Regions from separate parts of the Mus musculus genome. Here region 2 is linked to region 1. Evidence: chromatin contacts called from ENCODE Hi-C data. All regions are on one chromosome and are shown on one strand. Each heading gives the region's core, a stretch centred on a gene start or an enhancer-like site at or near the end of the contact. The rest is flanking DNA. Distances are from core to core; before and after follow the strand shown. Region 1 holds the start of Siglecf (sialic acid binding Ig-like lectin F). Region 2 holds the start of Lim2 (lens intrinsic membrane protein 2).

Region 1 (3,307 bases), core at 528-3,027:
CCTTTAGAGAACCCCAATACATACATACACACACACATGCAAACACATGTATGCACATGCACACAAACAAACACACGTGTGTGCGCGAACACACACACACACACACACACACACACAGCAGCTTCAACGTGTTTATTTTTCCTCAGTACTGAGTCTGGAAGCTCTAGGTCAACCTCTTTACAACAGAGAGTCCTCTGACACCTCTTTCTTTGGCCTGCAGAGGGAGTGTACTGGCTAGTTTTGTGTCAACTTGACGCAGCTGGAGTTATCACAGAGAAAGGAGCTTCAGTTGAGGAAATGCCTCCATGAGATCCAACTGTAAGGCATTTCCTCAATTAGTGGTCAAGGGGGAAGGGCCCCTTGTGGGTGGTGCCATTTCTGGGCTGGTAGTCTTGATTCTATAAGAGAGCAGGCTGAGCAAGCCAGGGGAAGCAAGCCAGTAAGGAACATCCCTCCATGGCCTACTCATCAGCTCCTGCTTTCTGACCTGCTTGAGTTCCAGCCCTGACTTCCTTGGTGATGAACAGCAGTATGGAAGTGTATGCCAAATAAACTCTTTCCTTCCCAACTTGCTTCTTGGGCATGATGTTTGTGCGGGAATAGAAACCCTGACTAAGACAGGGAGTCTTCGCCCCATGTCTTCCTGTGGATGCCCTGTGTAAGTCTGTGTCTCTGGTGGTTAACCTCTATTGGAAACTTGAGGTCCAGACTCGCCTGGGACATGGGCCCTCAGCATGCCTTGGGTGATTATCATGATTAGATTAACTGAAGTGAGGAAACCCACCCACTTCTGGTTTCATAGGTTAGGATCCTAGACTATACAGTGACCTGAGAATAGTCCGTCACTTCTCACTCTGCTTCCTGACTGAAGGTGAAGTATGGCCAACCACTGTACACTCCTGTAGCCATGCCTTCACCATCACAATGGATTGCAACCTCCAACTCTGAGCCAACAGAAACTATTTTTGTTTTTAAGTTGCTTTTATCTGGATATTCTATAACAGCAACAGAAAAGTTATTTAGGCAATTAGAGTTCCAGTCTCCTCCTCTTCTTTATACATTAAACAACTATTGAATTTTGAATTCCCCCCCCCCCTCTCTCTCTGCCCACCACGGTTTGAGTGTGCCACCAAGCAGTAGTAGGGGGTCAAAGGGCAACTTTTGAGAGTTAGTTCATTCTTTCCACAATGTGAGTGGCTGGCCAATGTCTTTACCTGCTGAGCCATGTCCCTGATCATCAACCTTTTCCTTTTTTAAAAAAATTATTTATTCATTCATTTTACATCCCAATATCAGCCCCGCTCTCCTCCCAGTACCCACTGTACCCACTCACACAGACTCTTCCCCCATCCTCCCTTCTCCTCTGAGAAAGGAGAGACCTCTGGGTATCATACCACACCCCTACCACCACTATCCTCCGCCCCCCAGCACCTCACACACACACAGTGCATCAAGTCACTGCAGGACTGGGTGCATCCTCTTCCACTGAGGCCAGACTAGGAGGCCCAGTTATGAAAATGGATCCACACGCAGGCAACAGACTCAGGGAGGGTTCCAGTTGTTGGGGAACCCACATGAAGATCAAGCTGCAGATCTGCTACATATGGGGTAGGGGACCTAGGTCCAGTCTGTGTTCCCTCTGTGCATTAACCTCTTTCTTAATACAAACAAATGAGAAACAAATGCTACAGTTCAGGAGTGGAGGGTGGGTCTTCCTCATCGACTTTGCCTCCCATGATGATACACATGAAAAGTGGAAGTGTTTACTTTCCAGGGCCTTGATAGTGCTGATAACCTGTGGGTGGAAAGTTCCCTCTCTGTGGTCAGTCACTCTGTCTCTCTTCATTCCTGGACTAGGTTAGTAGGACGACTTCTCAGTCCTGTGACATTGAAGCCTGTGACCCTCACCCCAGGGATCCACTTCAAACTGATCAAGTTTTCTTTCTCTGGCCACCCACAGGAACCTAGAGCCTTTCACTGTGTGATGCGGTGGGCATGGCTGCTGCCCCTGCTGTGGGCAGGTGAGTGGGAACAGGGACCGGGCTAGTGGGACAGGACCAAGATAACCCTCATTTCTTTGCAGGGTGCCTGGCTACGGACGGTTATTCGCTCTCAGTGACTGGTTCAGTGACAGTGCAGGAGGGCCTGTGCGTCTTTGTAGCCTGCCAAGTCCAGTACCCCAATTCCAAAGGTCCTGTCTTTGGCTACTGGTTCCGGGAGGGGGCCAATATATTCAGCGGCTCTCCAGTGGCTACAAATGACCCACAGCGATCAGTACTGAAGGAAGCTCAAGGTCGATTCTATCTCATGGGGAAGGAAAATAGTCATAATTGCTCCCTGGACATCAGAGATGCACAGAAAATCGACACAGGGACGTACTTCTTCAGATTGGATGGTTCTGTGAAATACAGTTTTCAGAAGTCAATGCTCTCTGTGCTTGTGATAGGTAAGTGAAGAGGGGATATGTGGAGGTCCTTGTTCTAAAAGCCTTTGGGTGCCCTGGAGACCGCATAATGAGGTTGGTTGGGAGAGAAGCCTGGCTTGAAATAGGGTCATACATAGTGATCCCCAGCACATCTTGTGTCTCTATTTCTCTCTGTCCAGCTCTGACTGAGGTCCCTAACATCCAAGTCACATCTACCCTGGTGTCTGGCAATTCTACCAAACTGCTCTGTTCTGTGCCCTGGGCCTGTGAGCAGGGGACACCCCCCATCTTTTCCTGGATGTCATCTGCCCTCACTTCCCTGGGCCACAGGACCACCCTCTCCTCAGAGCTGAACCTCACACCCAGGCCTCAGGACAATGGCACCAACCTCACCTGCCAGGTGAACTTACCTGGCACTGGTGTTACTGTGGAGAGGACTCAACAGCTCAGTGTCATCTGTGAGTGTCCAGACCTGGGTCTCTGGGGAGGGGAGATTAGGGGTGTGGGATGGAGGGGTTAGAACTGGGTGATGGTTCCTGAATGCTAAGACTGTGGGAGGAGAAAAGACCAATGGGGTGGAATACCTGCAGCCATCTTTCCTCTGAAAGCAAACAACCATATGTGTCTATGCAGATGCTCCACAGAAGATGACCATCAGGGTGTCCTGGGGAGATGACACAGGTAGAGTCAAATTTCTCCTCCCTGGGATGGGTACAGGGACTGCCTCTGCAGGAGATGAGCAGGTATTCTGGACCTCAGGCAGGAGGAAGCTCAGGATTCCCCCACCCCTTACTCATATACTGCAGTCTCCCCATTATATCAGTTATCAGGGTTCCAATATATGGATTGTAGTGAAATATAATTCTGCCGATATAAAAATTT
Region 2 (3,307 bases), core at 492-2,991, 79 kb after region 1:
AGCCACCCCAGGCCTGCCACCCTCGCTCCTGAGCACCCTAGACCCAACCCACCTGGGGCTTCCAGAGCAACTGGCCTCTGTCACTGTCCCCATCCGCCTAGACACCCTGTCCTACCTCCTACACAGTGCCCTCCTGGGGACCTACAACCTCCAGCAGTCTTTACCGCCATGCTCCTGCACTGCCCAGCCAAGCCACATCTGGCCAGACACAGTCAGGAGGCCACCCAGGAGATCGGGCCAGGCCCGTGGAGGCTGGGAAGTTCGACGCAGGCCTTCCCGGGGCTGGGGCAGGGGCAGGGGCAGGGGCAGGGTCTGGGCACAGTCACAAAGGGGCCCTGAAAGAGCTGAAGAGCGGGAGAGGAACATGGCAGGGGAGCCTGGGGCTGGCCCCAGTACCCCACCAGTGACACCACCATCCCAGGATGGGCAGAAGGAAGCTGGAGGACTATCTGAAGACTGGGAGGCAGACTACTAGGACCCTGAAGAGCATCCAGTACCTGGTCACCCCGGGATGTTCCCAGAGCCCAGTGTTCTTACAGCTTCAGAGGTACCTTGAGAAATATCATTCCTACAGTCTCCCCAGCCCCCAGACTACAATCTCTGAAAGCCTCCTGCAGATCACCTGGTAAAGCCTGAACCAGCCCTAGAAATAAGAAAACTCCATGCCCAGCCTCACAACATCCCAACCCCAGCTACTTACTATTCCACTCGGAATAGTAATGTTCTCAGTGCTCTCAAGGCTGCTCCAACCCCATTTCCAGACCAAACCATCCCCCCCCAAAGCCCTTCCTCTCTCCATTCCACAGTCAGCCCATCTTCACCAACTCCCCACTCACCTTTTGGCCTTCAGTCCAAACCCACTCTCATCCCCAATTTGTTTATTTGCCGGTTTGCTTGTTTTTTGTTTTGTTTTGTTTTGTTTTGTTTTGTTTTGTTTTGTTTTGTGCTATCCTCCCGGGTGCCAGTCAAACTCGGGAGTAAGTTGTAACTCTAAAGTAAATTGCAATCCTCTTTTATTTTTATCTTGAGAAAGAGTCTCAGCAAGTATCCAAGCTGGCCTTGAACTTGCGATCCTCTTGTCTCAGCTTTCTGGGATTAAAGGTCTGGTCCACAAGGCCTCCTGTCATTCCCAGCTTTGCTTTGTTTTAAAACCGGTTATCCCAGTCTTGCTCTCTCAGTCAGGGTTAAGATTGGTGTGAACTACTAGCCTGGGCTCACTCCCCACATCCTGGTCCTCATCTGCAGTTATCATATCTCATATTCACCTTTACTTAACAACAGTGCTCTGCTCAACTCCAGCTCCAGCCCCAGCAGCTGCTGTGTCCCAGCCCTGCTCTGACAAGCCCTTGATCCTACCGTACAAAGAACCCCTTGGCCTGACATGTCTAGATACCTATATCCACCCGTGCCATTGCTGCTTCCTGTCCCTTGAGCTGGGAAGCCCAGGTTGAACAATAAAACGGTGTCTATCTACTCTTATCTCTTTGTGTGGGTTTTGCTTTCTGTAAGAGTCAGGATACCCAGGGTGGGGACTGGGAATAAAACCTGGGAAATGGGGAGGGTCACAGACAAGAGGTTGATGGGGCCCCTTTGTCCCCTGCTTCAGCAAATTCCATTGGGGCCTCTGCTGCCACTGTGTTTCTGCCTGCTGGAAGCTGCTAGGCCATGCAGTCATTGTGTGGTGAGGCTTAAGGGATTTGGGGGAACCACGAGGCAGAGATGCCAGCAACCTGGCTCGGCTCAGTATCCACAGAGGGGCTGTGGCAGAAGGAGGGCTCAGAACAGACTCTGCCACTCAGGTAAGCACCAGCATGAGACCCACAGCCCCCTACCCACAAGTCTGGACTCCCAAGCCCTTCTCTCCTGGGAACTTGAATCCTAGCTCCAGCCCTTCCTCACCAAGAGCCAATAGAGGCTCATGGACATCTTCCTGTCTGGAATGAAGAATCCAGACTTCCCGCCCTCTTCCCTCAAACCCAGGGGTCCAGGCACCTGCCCTCCTCCATCAGACCCAGGGATCTAGGCACCTGCCCTCCTCCATCAGACCCAGGGATCTAGGCACCTGCCCTCCTCCATCAGACCCAAGAATCCAGTCTCTAGCCCTACTCTCTTCCTTTAGACCCGTAAGTCTATTCCCCAACCTTCCTTTCACTCAAGGGTCCAGATTCCAACCCTCCTGTCAGGCCCAGGATAGCCATTTACAACCTCAGCTCTCCCTTTTTCACAGATCACCATGTACAGCTTCATGGGTGGCGGCCTCTTCTGTGCCTGGGTGGGGACCATCCTGTTGGTGGTAGCCACAGCAACTGACCACTGGATGCAGTACCGGCTGTCGGGGTCCTTCGCACACCAGGGCCTGTGGCGTTACTGCCTGGGCAACAAGTGCTTCCTGCAGACCGAGAGCATCGGTGAGCCTTGAGGCCAGGGTCTGAGTGGTACTAAGGTCTAGCCCTCCCCCAGAGCACCGCCTCACACCATCACCCCTGGCACAGGGAAAGCATGATAGCTCAGAGAGGTACAGGTCCTTGCACTAAGATACTCAACAAGGGATGGAACAGGCTTTGCATCTCTGGATTGTTTTCTAGTTGCAGGGACAGGGTGTAAAGTTTTGTGGTTGGGTTAATGGGGTGGCAGATGCAGCGGTAAGGATAGGACACCTCACTTTTTAAAAAACATTTTGTTTTTTTTATATATAAGCTGTGAGCTATTTATGGTAGCATATGTCTGTCATCTCAGCACTTTGGGTGTGGAGGCACGAGGATTGTGAGTTTGAGGCTTCATAGCCCCTGTTTCAAAATACAAATAATTAAACAATAAATTAATACTATGAGCCAATAAATAGTGTTAGAGACAGGGACCACAGAGGCTGTTAATGGGCTGCATGCCAGGTGAAGGACTCTTTCCTATCTACTGTGTGCCAGACCATGTAATTATAGATAAATGGGTCCATGGATGGATGAATAGAGTTGACTGATTGATTAATTGTTGATTGATTGATTGGCTGATATAGATAGGATAGAAAGATAATGGGTAGTTGGGTGAGTGATAGATACATAGACACAAAGATAGATATAGAGAGATACATAGATAAGAAATACATGATGGAGTGAATAGATGGATGGTTAAGATAGAAATGTGATGGATAAGATTGATAGATAGATAGGAAGATAGACTATATAATGGGCACAATGAATCGATGTATAAATAATATAGAAAGATGATGGATTGGATAGGATAGATGAATGGATAGATGAGAGAGAGAGATATGAAAAGGTGGAACAAGCTAGATGATAGATGGGATAGCATG

Evidence for each region. Hi-C counts contacts between places; a loop is a spot of excess contacts on that map.
Region 2: a map of CH12.LX shows a loop between it and region 1 (2.1-fold over the local background). The contact joins the promoter of Lim2 here to the promoter of Siglecf in region 1. A Hi-C loop is called at or near these places in 2 of 37 maps with a recorded cell type or tissue (CH12.LX and v-Abl transformed pro-B cells).

What each region holds. Positions count from the first base shown.
Region 1 is chr7:43,349,564-43,352,870 of GRCm38, forward strand. Siglecf (sialic acid binding Ig-like lectin F) reads left to right here and starts at 1,778. Exons shown (of 10, transcript NM_145581.2): 1 at 1,778-1,857; 2 at 1,961-2,021; 3 at 2,084-2,446; 4 at 2,605-2,883; 5 at 3,059-3,106. The coding sequence starts at 1,985.
Region 2 is chr7:43,428,358-43,431,664 of GRCm38, forward strand. Lim2 (lens intrinsic membrane protein 2) reads left to right here and starts at 1,742. Exons shown (of 5, transcript NM_177693.4): 1 at 1,742-1,799; 2 at 2,228-2,408. The coding sequence starts at 2,234. Gm38999 (predicted gene, 38999) reads left to right here. Exons shown (of 2, transcript NM_001370852.1): 2 at 1-1,479. The coding sequence ends at 475.